Linked DNA regions of Homo sapiens: region 2 is linked to region 1. The links are chromatin contacts, found by Hi-C in ENCODE. All regions are on one chromosome and are shown on one strand. Each heading gives the region's core, a stretch centred on a gene start or an enhancer-like site at or near the end of the contact. The rest is flanking DNA. Distances are from core to core; before and after follow the strand shown. Region 1 holds the start of OR7D2 (olfactory receptor family 7 subfamily D member 2). Region 2 holds the start of ZNF177 (zinc finger protein 177).

The links. A loop is a pair of places that touch in the nucleus more often than their neighbours do.
Region 2: a loop to region 1 is called in a map with no recorded cell type, with 4 times the contacts of the local background. The contact joins the promoter of ZNF177 here to the promoter of OR7D2 in region 1. A Hi-C loop is called at or near these places in 1 of 37 single-sample maps with no recorded cell type.

What each region holds. Positions count from the first base shown.
Region 1 is chr19:9,173,711-9,180,460 of GRCh38, reverse strand. It overlaps OR7D2 (olfactory receptor family 7 subfamily D member 2), which reads right to left and starts at 1,482. Exons shown (of 3, transcript NM_175883.4): 1 at 1,338-1,482.
Region 2 is chr19:9,358,696-9,366,000 of GRCh38, reverse strand. ZNF177 (zinc finger protein 177) reads right to left here and starts at 2,988. Exons shown (of 8, transcript NM_001172651.2): 1 at 2,917-2,988; 2 at 1,053-1,139. It overlaps ZNF559-ZNF177 (ZNF559-ZNF177 readthrough), which reads right to left. Exons shown (of 13, transcript NM_001384659.1): 7 at 1,053-1,139.

The DNA.
Region 1 (6,750 bases), core at 233-2,732:
CCATGGTTTTAACATAAGCTAAAATTCATTTAATAAAATGTAACAGCCTGGCTGGGTGCTGTGACTCCTGCCTGTAATCCCAGCACTTTGAGAGGCTAAGGCAGGAGAAATTCTTGAGGCCAGGAGTTTGAGACCAGCCTAGACAACAAAATGAGACACTTGCCTCTACAAAAATAGATTTTTAAAAAATTAGCTACTTGGGAGGCCAAGGCAGGAGGTTTGCTTGAGCCCAGAAAGACCCTGTCTCAAAAAAAAAAAAAGTCAACTTAAACACAATTAATTACAACTAATCAGTGTCATCAGCTTTCTTATGTATCTGCAAACAGCCATGAGAAAAAATAAGAGGAAAAAAAGTCCATTCACAATTGCAATGATAATATATGTAACATCTGGTGCAGAGTGAACATTTAATACATACTTGTTTTGTTTTGCTTTGCTTTGTTGATTTTTTTTTTTTTAGACGGAGTTTTGTTCTTGTTGCCCAGGCTGAAGTGCAATGGTGCAATCTCAGCTCACTGCAACCTCTGCCTCCCAGGTTCAAGAAATTCCCCTGCCTCAGCCTCCCAAATGGCTGGGACTACAGGCACACACCACCATGCCCGGCTAATTTTGTATTTTTAGTAGAGACAGGGTTTCACCATGTTGGCCAGGATGGTCTCGATCTCTTGACCTTGTGATCCACCCGCCTCGGCCTCCTAAAGTTCTGGGATTATAGGCATGAGCCACTGCACCCGGCCGAGAACTATTATATTATACTAGAGAAGAAAAAGGAAGGTGTTAGCAGGTAGACTGAAAGGAATCCACTCAAGGAAGTGCCAGTTCCTACTGACATTGAGAAAGTCACTAGTTTCCAGAATGAAAGGCCATCAGAGGTGGAGGTGACAGAAACAGTTGCAATAGAATCTTTTTTTTTTTTTGAGACAGCGTCTCACTCACTCTGTCACCCAGGCTGGAGTGCAGTGGCGTGATCTTGGCTCATGGCAACCTCTGTCTCCCGGGTTCAAGCCATTCTCCTGACTCAGGCTCCCGAGTAGCTGGGATTACAGGCATCCGCCACCATGCCCAGCTAATTTTTGTATTTTTAGATGAGATGGGGTTTCACCAAGTTGGCCAGGCTTGTCTTAGACTCCTGGCCTCAAGCGATCCGCCTGCCTCAGCCTCCCAAAAGTTGCAATGCCTTAAGACATCTATAACCAGGTAAGGGAATCCTAGAGACATTTTAAAAATCATGAGACATTATCAACCCTGTTACCTCCATCTCTGTTCCTCCCCACACTACTTTTTAAATCCTTTTCACACACGGTACTAACAAGGATAGTGTGAGTCACTCAACTGACATTGCTTGAAAAAAAAAAATGCTGGTATGACGTCTTCCTCCCCTGACTGTTGAATGCTGAAGACAGAATCTAGCAGGGAAAGGCGGGGAGATGGAACTTGTCATGAAGTCATCCTAACTCTCCTCTCTAAGATGCATGAGTGTGGCGTCAGGAAACTGTCCAGGTGAGGTGTTTTAGGGAAGTATTTATGGTTTCTCAAGCCCCAGGGAGCTGATGTCTCATCCTTCCTCATTAAATCCACTGTTCCAGTGATGTTCTACTCTCCAACCCATTCGGCTCCCTTGGGATCAAGAGCAAATGGCAGAAAGGTATGATGTGTTCTAATTCTGTTTCCAAGAAGGCAGCTCTGAAGCCAGGTGACTCTCTCTGCACCTCCCACCCTCTTGGGGCCTCTTTATTCTTGGAAGAGCTTTCATCACTATTGGTTTGGCTTTGAGATAAAGAGGTTTTCCCCTCTGGAATGTGTCGCAGAAGCTACAAAGACCCATCTCTCTGTAATCCCAGTGCCTAAGGGTCTCAAGGTAACACAGAAGAAAATAGAGATGCAACTATTTCCGTGAATCCCCTGTGATCGCGTTGGCTGCAGGGCGTTAAACAGGCTGTGGACATGTCGTAAGTCCTGTTTCAAGAGAGGGAGAGTCAACCATTGCGAGATACAGCAAGATTTCTCTTCAAACAGCCTGCTCAGCTTCTTATTCTCTAATTCCAAGTACCCCCCCCACACACTTTCTTCTCCTTTTCTTCTTTCTGATTTTGCTGCATGCCCAGATATGCCATAGCCCCAGCTCACATTTCTTTCCTTATTTAAGAATAGACTAGCTGTCTATTCCTCTGTAGAAGACCCCTTCCTCCTCTCCTCTGTCTCCCATCACACACCCACCTTATCTAAGACAGTTTAAATGTGTAACCAATCAAGTCTAGTTTAGATTGTGCTGTCCGACCCCAGCCAATGGGGAAAGGACACACAAAGTCAAGAGTCGCATTAAGAATAAAAGTTGCTACTCTCCTTTGTTCAGGGTGCTCTTGTAGCAGCCAACCCTACGAGAAGCACCCTTCTGCGCAGAAGTAAATTTGCTTTGCTGAGAAATCCTTTGTTTGAGTGCTCATTTTTCTTTATGACTCCAAGATTTATTTCTAACAACCATGTAAAACGATGCTATAAGGCTAAGCAAAATAAAGGCTGAAGAATATCCATCACATTTAATGGCATGGAAAACATTAGAAACAGCGATCTGGGTAGAGTGATGGGGAAAATTTCATTGATGGCAAGTTTGGGAGGAACTGAACAATAAGAAAAAAGTTTTTTTCAATTTTTAAAATGATGGTAAAATATACATAACATACAGTTCACCATCTTAACCATTTTAAGTGTACTATTCAGTGGCATTAAGTATATTCACAGCAGCCATCACTATCCTCCATATTCAGAATCTTCTCATCTCCCCAAGCTGAAACTCTGTCCCGTAACACTCATCCCTCATTCACCCTCCCCAGCCCCTAATGAACCACCATACCACTTTCTGTCTCTATAATTCTGACTGTGGTACCTACTTCATAGACGGAAGTATACACTGTTTGTCTTTTTGTGACTGACTTATTTCATTTAAGTGAAATATTGCCAAGGTTCATGTATGCTGTATATGTGTCCGAATGTTCTTTCTCTCTCTCTCTCCTCTCTCTTTTTTTTTCTTTCTTCTTTTTTGTCAGGGTCTTACTCTGTCACCTAGGCTGGAGTGCAGTGGCACAATCATAGCTCATTACAATCCCAAAGACCTGAGATCAAGCAATCCTCCCACATCAGTCTCCCAATTAGCTAATTTGTTTTTTATTTTTTGTTGTTTTTCTATTTATTATTATTATTATTTTTATATTATTATTTTGAGACAAAGCCTCACTCTTGTCGCCCAGGCTGGAATGCAACTTCCACCTCCGAGGTTCAAGCGATTCTCCTGCCTCAGCCTCCCGAGTAGCTGGGATTACACGTGTGCGCCACCATGTCCGGCTAATTTTTGTATTTTTAGTAGAGATGGGGTTTCACCATGTTGGCCGGGCTGGTCTCATATTCCTGGCCTTGAGTGATCCTCCCGCCTCAGCCTCCCAAAGTGTTGGGATTATAGGCATGAGGCACCATGCTCAGGAGAATGTTCTTTGTTAAAGCCACAAAATATTTCATTATATTATATGTATATACACACATTTTGTTTATCCATTCATCTGTCAATGACTGACAGATCTTTTAAAATTAAAATTAAATGTACAAAAATCTGTGTGGTTTGCAGGAATAAATTTCGAGTACTTCAAATATACAACAAAATGTGCTTGGCCGGGTACGGTGGCTCATGCCTGTAATCCCAGCACTTTGGGAGGCCAAGGTAGGTGGATCACCTGAGGTCAGGAGTTCGAGACCAGCCTGGCCAACATGGTGAAACCCTGTCTCTGCTAAAAATACAAAAAAAAAAAAAAAAAAAAATTAGCTGTGCGTGGTTGTGGGCGCCTGTAATCCCAGCTACTTGGGAAGCTAAGGCGAGAGAATTGCTTGAACCCAAGAGGTGGAGGTTGCAGTGAGCCGAGATTGCACCATTGCACTCCAGCCTGAGTAACAAAAGCGAACCCCGTCTAAAAAAAAAAGGGGTAAATATTTTTTCTGAAATATAATTTTTAATATAAAATTATTAACACATTATTTCATTTTTTTTCATTTGTTTGTTTTGGTGCAGTCTCACTCTGTCACCCAGGCTGGAGTGAGCGGCGCAATCTCAGCTCACTGTAACCTCTGCCTCTCGGGTTCAAGTGATTCTCCCACCTCAGCCTCCTGAGGCGTAGTAGCTGTGATTACAGGCATATGTGCCACCACACCCAGATAATTTTTGTATTTTTAGTAGAGATGGGGTTTCACCGTATTGGCCAGGCTAGTCTCAAACTCCTGGCCTCAAATGATCCACCCACCTTGGCCTCCCAAAGTGCTGGGATTACAGGCATGAGCCATGACGCCTGGCCATTTAGGGGTAATCTTTTTAACTGAACAGAAGCAATTGAAGTAATTTGCAACTCGACTGGACAAAAATCATTTGCAATTGATTAATTCCCTGTGGGTTGGCAATAACTTCACAGAGTCCAGGTCTCAAGCAAACAAACGAACATTGCCTTGAGAAGGAAAGAACTAGCTAGGCCTGTCAGACAATGCTTCAGCATGATACTGAACAGTAATGCGGTCATCCTTTTGCCTTATTTAAAAGGTTTAGGTAATTTGCTTCTTAATACAAAGGATGGATTAGAAGACAGGAGGGTGATGGAACAAGAGATGGAGTTGGAGCAAAAAACAGGAGTCAGATCATGGAGGACACTGGAGTTTAGGTTTCCTTCTGGAGGGAAGTAAGAGCACCGGGTGTTAAAAAAAAAATGTGTACAATGATGTTCCCCTGCAGAATGGGCAGGAAGGGTGCCAGGCTACCTACAGCCCAGATGACAGATCATGTGGACTTGAATCAAAGCAGCATTGGTGGACGTTCTAAAAAAATAAAGTCTATTAAAATGGCATCTAATTCTTGCTATATATATATATATATGTATATATATAATAATAAATATATATAAAAATAAAATATATATAATAAAAATATATAAAAATATATATATTTTTGAGATGGAGTCTCACTCTGTCATCCAGGCTGGTGTGCAGTGGCACAATCTCGGCTCACTGCAACATCTGCCTCCTGGGTTCAAGCGATTCTCCTGCCTCAGCCTCCTAAGTAGCTGGGATTATAGGCGCACGCCAGCATACTGGACTAATTTTTATATTTTTAGTAGAGACAAGTTTTCACCATGTTGGCCAGGCTGGTATTGAACTCCTGACCTCAGGTGATCCTCCCCCCTTGGCCTCCCAAAATGCTGGGATTACAGGTGTGAGCCACTGCACCCAGCCCTCATTCTCTTTTCTATCAGTTATTTATTTAGGAATTTTTAAAAAATTTTTTAATTAAAAAAAAATTTTCTAGTTTTCTAGTTTCCTAAGCACTTTTTTTTTTTACATAATTTGCCTTTTCTGACTTGACTTGTGATATGTCTGTATGATGAACTAAATTCTCATATGGATGTTGGTGAAAAGAATCAAAGTCTGTAAAATATTTGAAGAGATTTATTCTGAGCTAAATATGAGTGACCAATGGCCCATAACATAACCCCAGGAGACCCTGAGAACATGTGCCCCCAAAGTGGTCAGGCTACAGCTTGGTCTTACACATTTTAGGGAAACATCAGTCAATACGTATAAGATGTACATTGGTTCGGCCAGGCGCGGTGGCTCACGCCTGTAATCCCAGCACTTTGGGAGGCTGAGGCGGGTGGATCATGAGGTCAGGAAATCGAGACCATCCTGGCTAACACGGTGAAACCCCGTCTCTACCAGAAAAAAATACAAAAAATTAGCCGGGCATGGTGACGGGCACCTGTAGTCCCAGCTACTCAGGAGGCTGAGGCAGGAGAAGGGCATGAACCCAGAAGGCGGAGCTTGCAGGGAGCCAAGATGTGCCACTGCACTCCAGTCTGGGCAATAGAGCGAGACTCCGTCTCAAAAAAAAAAAAAAAAAGATGTACATTGGTTCAGTCCAGAAAGGTGGGACAACTGGAAGTGGGGCTTCCAGGTCATATGCAGATTCAAAGTTTTTCCAATAGGCAGTTGGTTGAGTTTTTCTATCAGACCTGGAATCAGGCCGGGCACGGTGGCTCATGCATGTAATCCCGGCACTTTGGGAGGCCGAGATGGGAGGATTGCTTGAGCTCAGGAGTTCGATACCAGCCAGGGTAGCATGGCGAAACCCCATCTCTACAAATAATACAAAAACTAGCCAGGCATGGTGGCATGTGTCTTGTAGTCCCAGCTACTCAGGAAGCTGAAGCAGGAGAATCACTTGAGCCTGAGAGGTTGAGGCTGCAGTGAGCCATGATCGTGCCACTGCACTCCAGCCTGGGCAACAGGGTGAGACTCTGTCTCAAGAAAAAAAAAAAAGTTTCCAGGGAAAGTATTATGATAAGACAGAGAGAAGGGAATTGATCAGGTTGTATACTTTAAATATGTGAATTTCGGCCGGGCACGGTGGCTCACGTCTGTAATCCCAGCACTTTGGGAGGCCGAGGCAGGCGGATCATGAGGTCAGGAGATCGAGACCATCCTGGCTAACATGGTGAAACCCCGTCTCTACTAAAAAAAATACAAAAAAAATTAGCCGGGTGTGGTGGTGGGCGCCTGTAGTCCCAGCTACTCGGGAGGCTGAGGCAGGAGAATGGCGTGAACCCAGGAGGTGGAGCTTGCAGTGAGCCGAGATCGCGCTACTGCACTCCAGCCTGGGTGACAGAGCGAGACTCTGTCTCAAAAAAAAAAAAAATAAAAAATAAATAAATAAATAAATATGTGAAT
Region 2 (7,305 bases), core at 1,739-4,238, 180 kb before region 1:
TGACTCAGATCTGGGGACCTCCCTTGGGAGATCAATCCCCTATCCTCCTGCTCTTTGCTCTGTGAGAAAGATCCACCTATGACCTCAGGTCCTCAGACCGACCAGCCAAGGAACATCAATCCAATTTTAAATCAGGTAAGTGGCCTCTTTTTACTCTCTTCTCCAACCTCTCTTACTATCCCTCAACCTCTTTCTCATTTCAATCTTGGCGCCACACTTCAATCTCTCCCTTCTCTCAATTTCAGTTCCTTTCCTTTTCTCGTAGACAGGAGACGTGTTTTATCCATGGACCCAAAACTCCGGCGCCGGTCATGGACTCGGGAAGACAGTCTTCCCTTGGTGTTTAATCATGCGGGGACGCCTGCCTGATTATTCACCCACATTTCAGAGGTGTCTGACCACGTGGGGATGCCTGCCTTGGTCCTTCACCCTTAGCGGCAAGTACTGCTTTTCTGGGGGCAAGAACCCCCTGACCCCCTTCTCTCCATGTGTCTACCCTTCTCCGCTTTTCTGGGGGTCAAGAACCCCTGAACCCTTCTCTCCATATCTCTAGCCCTTCTCCACTTTTCTGGGGTGCAAGAACCCCCCGGTCCCTTCTCTCTGTGTCTCTACCCCTTCTCTGCTTTTCTGGAGGACAAGAAGCCCCCACCCCTTCTCTCCATGTCTCTACTCTCTCTTTTTTCTGGGCTTGCCTCCTTCACTATGGGCAAGCTTCTGCCCTCCATTCCCCCTTCTCCCTTAGCCTGTGTTCTTAAAGACCTAAAACCTTCCTCCTTATATCAACTCTACTCCCCCCATATTTAGACCTCTCACAACACAAACTACTATTCCTGTGGCAGCTCCTTTATGTATCTCTCAGCAAAGACCCACTGGAATTCCCCTAGGTAAACTTTCACCTTCTCGATGTTCCTTTACTCTTCATCTCCAAAGCCCAACTACACACATCACTGAAACAATTGGAGCCTTCCAGCTCCATATTACAGACAAGCCCTCTATCAGTAGTGGCAAACTTAAAAACATTAGCAGTAATTATTGCTTAGGAAGACACTTACCCTGTATTTCACTCCATCCTTGGCTACCTTCCCCTTGCTCGTCAGACTCTTCTCCCAGGCCCTCTTCTTGCTTACTTATACCCAGCCCTGAAAATAACAGTGAAAGGTTGCTTGTAGATACTCGACGTTTTCTCATACACCATGAAAATCGAACCTCCCCCTCGACGCAATTACCTCATCAGTCCCCATTACAACCTCTGACGACTGCCGCCCTAGCTGGATCCCTAGGATTCTAAGTACAAGACACCCCTTTCAGCACTCCTCATCTTTTTACTTTGCATCTCCAGTTTTGCCTCGCACAAGGTCTCTTTTTCCTCTGTGGATCCTCTACCTACATGTGTCTACCTGCTAATTGGACAGGCACATGCACACTAGTTTTCCTTACTCTCAAAATGCAATTTGCAAATAGGACTGAAGAGCTCCCTGTTCCCCTCATGACACCGACACGACAAAAAGAGTTATTCCACTAATTCCCTTGTCAGTTTAAGACTTTCTGCCTCCACTATTGCTCTCGGTACTGGAATAGCAGGCATTTCAACCTCTGTCAGGACCTTCCATAGTCTCTCTAATGAATTCTCTGCTAGCATCACAGTCATATCACAAACTTCATCAGTCCTCCAGGCCCAAGTTGACTCTAGCTGCAGTTGTCCTCCAAAACCGCCGAGGCCTTGACTTACTGCTGGAAAAGGAGAACATCTGTATATTCTTAAATGAAGAGTGTTGTTTTTACCTAAATCAATCTGACCTGGTGTATGACAACATAAAAAAACTCAAGAATAGAGCCCAAAAACTTGCCAACCATGGGGGAGTAACTGCTGATGAGTATGGGATTCTCTTTTGGGGCAATGAAAATGTTCTAGAGTTAGATTGTAGTCATGGTTGCACAACTCAATATACTAAAAACCACTGATTTATACACTTTAAATGAGATGAAATATATGATTTTATGTCAATAAAGCTGTTACAGAAGGGAATGTCTTTAATCTATCAAAAACACATAGCAAACATGTAAGTAGTGACAAGCTGAAAGCTTTCTTTCTGAGACCTGGAAGGCAGCAAGGATTGCTCCTTCTAATGTTTCGGAGGTCGTAGGCAGGGCAGTAAATTTGTAGGGCAGGAGTGGGTCGTAATAGGATTATAAAGGGAGAATAAAGTTCTTATTCATAAACGATATGTCAATATGTAAACATCCAAAAGAAACTACAGGTAAACTGAAAACTAAGGTCTGCTGCTTGCTGCATACAAAACACACCCTGAGGGCTCAAAAAAGCACAAGTCCCATAGAGGGGGATCTGGTCATACCTAGGAATTACACATTCATTTATGCTTTGACCCAACAACTTGACTTTCAAAAATAAACCTTGAAGACCTAAGTCCACAAATACGAAAAAACATGCACAAGCCCACTCAGATAGGAACTCAAATGTGTATCAGGCACTAGGGTGCATCCACATAACAGAGGGGAAAAAAAGGGACGATCTCCACAAACCAATAACGCGCATCCCAAGATATGCCTTCTAACAACGGAAAGTGAGGTCCAAGAGAGCATTTTCTTGAGAAAAAATAGTCTCCTACTGGGGACGACGTTTAAAGAGAAGGGTACAGAAAGTGGAGAAAAGGCCCCGCCGACGCACTCTGACCACATGAACCCACTTGCCTCCTCCCGGGAACCAATGCCCGGAATGGCAGCCCCAAGCCCAGCAGTGCCGGGAGGAACCAAAGCCGGCGGCCTCTGAGAAGAAACGCCGCGATAGCCGGAGGCTGGGGCGGGAAGCTGCAGGCAAGGTCTGGAGCAGCCGGGGCTGCGCACTGTGCCCTTGACCCCTTCCCTCCCGATTCCGCCGGCCTCACTAGTGGGGCGCACCTGGACCTGGCCTGCTGGGACAGCAACCCTTTCTCAGCTGCAGGCGACAGCTATGGGAGATGGCGAGGCGACGGACGCCCACTTCCGCTTCCGGCCAGCAGCTGAAAGGGGTGGGCTGCCCAGCTCGCACATTTGGCGGATTCGCCCTGAGGACTTGGGAACGGGGCATCGCAGGTGCTCCTGCTCCCTTAGGGCGAAGGCTGGGACTGTCTTTATTCATTGCATTAGAGTAAAATAAGAGGCACAAGCCAATTAACTTGCTTGGGTCTCAAAGCTAAGTAAAAGAGTCCACAGAACTAGAATCCGTACTGTCTTCCCCAAGGGAAAAAGCAAATGTCCCCAGAGGAAAATTGGACTCTGCAGCCGCAGAGGGAAAGGGGTCCAATTGCTCCCTCCCCTCTTCCTGACCAAAGGAAGACCCCCGAGGTCAGAGATGTTTTGGTCCGGACTCCAGTTTAAACAATTAAGTCCAGGTATTTAAAAAAAAACGGAGGGTCTCTGTGAGCACTTGAAATTATCCGCCAACAAAGGAGATCCTGTTTGGCCCAACAGGGTTTGACTCACATCTATATGATTGGAACCTTGGAATTAAAACTGAAAAGCTCAGTCCGGTGGTAGAAAAAAAGATGATTTTTAAATGGCTTTGGAGTTATTCACTGTTCAGACATCCCAAATCCAGGCTTTAAAAAAATCTCAATAGCCGCTCTTTGTCCCTTTTCCAGACACTCCCATGAATAAGATTCCTACTAGACAGAAGGATTTAAGAATGGTTAAGATAATCATTACTTTAAAAATTATTGTTTTGAGATTGAGCTTTGCTTGTCATCCAGACTGTAGTGCAGTGGCGCACTGTGGGCTCAGTGCAACCTCCGCCTCCCAGGTTCAAGCAATTCTCCTGCCTCAGCCTACCAAGTAGCTGGGATTACAGGCGGCTGCCACCATGCCCGGCTAATTTTTGTATTTTTAGTAGAGACGGGGTTTCACCATGTTGGCCAGGCTGGTCTTGAACTCCTGACCTCAAGTGATCCACCCGTCTAGGCCTCCCAAAGTGCTGGGATTACCGGCGTGAGTGCCCGGCCAGAGAATCATTGTTAATGTTATTCACTAGAGCCATTCAGAACTAAGAATCCTGGTTAAAGGAAATCTCAACCCCTCCTGGCAGTCTGTGCCTCTCACAGAGACCAGCTCCATAAAATAACTGCCTATAAACAGAAGATCCTTAAAGCACTAGGGATTAATTACTAACATTAGATTTAGACATTAGGGCCATTGTGTTTAAAACAAAAATTTCAATCTACATCCAAAAAGGGAAAGATTTTAAGAAGTTAGGTTCTTTTCTTTAGCACATGATTACAGCCTAAAAAGGAACTACTAGGGGAAGTGTGAGGATATTTACACACTTTCATTGACCAAGGACTCTTGGCTTTGTTCTGGGGACAAAGTGTGATGGTCGGAGGCAGAAGTAAAATGACTGTTAGCCCTCCTGAGCTCCATGGCAAACACACAGCCTTTGTTAATGCTGGTCTTGGCCTCCACCTGTATTCATGCACGAGGTAGAACCTCTCTTTTTTCTAGAGAAAACGCCAAGGCTGCATGCATGCAGATGCAAGGGCAGGCTGCTTGTTCACTGGAATACAGCTACTTCACTGATTACACTGATTCCATTTTTAAATTATTTTTTTTTTTTTCTGGAGAGGGAGGTTGGATAGAGGAGAAGGAAGTTTCAGGGAGTCAAAGGCCCAGAAACTCAGTGGAATGACTCTTCTCACCACCTGTTCTGTTCCCTGCTGCTGACAATTCCCACTGAGCCCTTCAAGTGTCTCCCACACACAGGACAAGTACTGCTGCTCCTACCTCCTCTCCCATGGACGCAAACATTGGTGGGAGCAATCATTTTATTTTTATGGCAAAGAGAAGCCCTGAGGGGACCCACATGGATGTCTTCAAGGTGACAGGCAGAGCCTGAGGCTCTGAAAAAGGCTGGCCTAAAACTACTGCACTAGATGTGCATTTCCCGCTTGGACGAATCTCATTTGAGAATTAATGACATAGCCTTTGCCTACGTGGGGCCCTGTTGGCTCTGACTGCAGTCAGGTTTGGGGTAGGCAGTGTAGAAACCCCCAAGATACCCTCACAGGCATCTGTAACACTCATGTTAGGGGTTTATTTATACTAAACCACAGTAGGTTCATGCAAATCTAAAAACACTTTATGACGTGTTTGTGTCTAAAATCCTTAATCTCTTAAAGCAATTAAAAAAAAAAAAAGCAGACCCCAAATTGAAAACAGGCTTTCCAATTTCAATGGGTAGTATTTTCTTCCGAGTCCTGTATTATCATTGGCCAGATTTTCAGAATTATTTTTTTAAAAGACTACTTTAGGAATTTTGTTAAAGGATACTGTCACCATTTATGCATCAAAAACTGGCAAAATTGTGCCACCTATGGATCCAGAGCAGAGACATGTTTGAATACAAATTCCCAATGAAACTAAACCTGGGGGTTTTCAGGGCTCAAAATCAAAACCTATAGCCTTGTTAAATGCTCATATATACTTTTTTTTTTTTTCTGAGACGGAGTCACCCTCTGTTGCCCAGGCTGGAATGCAGTGGCGCAATCTCAGCTCACTGCAACCTCCGCCTCCCGGGTTCAACCTGTTCTCATGTCTCAGCCTCCCCAGTAGCTGGGATTATAGGTGCCTGCCACCATGCCTGGCTAATTTTTGTATTTTTAGTAGAGATGGGCTTTTGCCACATTGGTCAGGTTGGCCTCGAACTCCTGACCTCAGGTGATCCACCCGTCTTGGCCTCCCAAAGTGTTGGGATTACAGGTGTGAGCCACCGTGTCCAGCCTCACATATGCTATTAACTTTTCATTCCTTTGTCAACTGCAAGAATCGTAGTATTTGACAAGTTGGGTTTTTCTTGTCAAATATTACCATTCTTGCAGTTGACAAAGGAATGAAAGTTTTTTTTTTTTTCAGTAGCTTGGCAAAACAATCCTCTTATTTCCGATGACAACAATACTCTCATTTTCTTCTAATTCCTGAAAATCAACATGTAACATACTTCATTTTATTGTGCTTTGCAGATAACGTGTGGGGTTTTATTTTTATTACAAATTGAAGGTTATTACAAATTGAAGGTTTGTGGCCACTGATGAAGTCTACTAGCACCATTTTTCCAATAACACATACTCACTTTGTTTCTCTGTCAGAATTTTTAAGCAAAGTATTTTACAATTAAGGTGCATCCTTTGTTTTTTAGACATAATGCTACTGCACACAATAGACTATAATTTTTTTTTTTTTTTTAAGATGCAGTATTGCTCTGTTGCCTAGGCTGGAGTGCCATGGCACAATCTCAACTCACTGCAGCCTCCACCTCCTGCGTTCAAGTGATTCTCCTGCCTCAGCCTCCCAAGTAGCTGGGATTGTAGGTGTGCTCCACCACACCTGGCTAATTTTTACATTTTTAGTAGAGAATGGGGTTTCACCATGTTGGACAGGCTGGTCTTGAACTCTTGACCTCAGGTGATCCACCACCCACCTCGGCCTCCCAAAGTGCTGGGATTATAGGCATGAACCACCACGCTCAGCATTTTTTTTTTTTTTTTTTTTTTTTTTTGAGACAGGGTATTACTCTGTCACCCAGGCTGGAATGCAGTGGCACAATCATAGCTTATTGCAGCCTTGAACTCCTGGGCTCAAGCAATCCACCTGCCTCAGCCTCCTGAATAGCTAGAACTACAGCTACTCCACCACACCTGACTGATGTAAAACATTTTTTTTGTAGAGATGGGGTCTTGCTATAGTTGCCCAGGCTGGTCTCAAACTCCTAGACTCAAGTGATCCTCCTACCTCAGCTTCTCAAAGCACTGGGATTACAGGTGACAGCCACCTCACCCAGCCAACGTAACTTTTATATGCACTAGGAAACCAAAAAATTTGTATGACTCACTTTACTATGATGGTCTGTGGAAGCGAACTCACATATCTCCGAGGTATGACTGTACATAACTGTGAAAACCTGAAATTAAATAAACTGTATTGTCTACAGATGCCAAAACAGTGGCAAAAAAATAAATAGCCCTTACTTATATTTTACCCTGAGTGTGGTTCTGAATTTGAAGAATGGTTACTCAGAGGCAAAGAGATTGGGGAAAAAAAGATCAGTCTAAATCTTGATATTATTTCTCCTAGACTTAACCGGTCTCCAGGGTCCGCAATAGGGGAGACTTTGGGTTCATCATGGGATCTCTAAAGTAAGTGGCTTAATGATAATATTGCGAGCTTTATTACTATCATGCTTATACTCTGAAATACTTGATTCTAACAGGATATGGACATACATATCCAATTAGACAGATGTAGCTTGCTGAGTAACTTCCA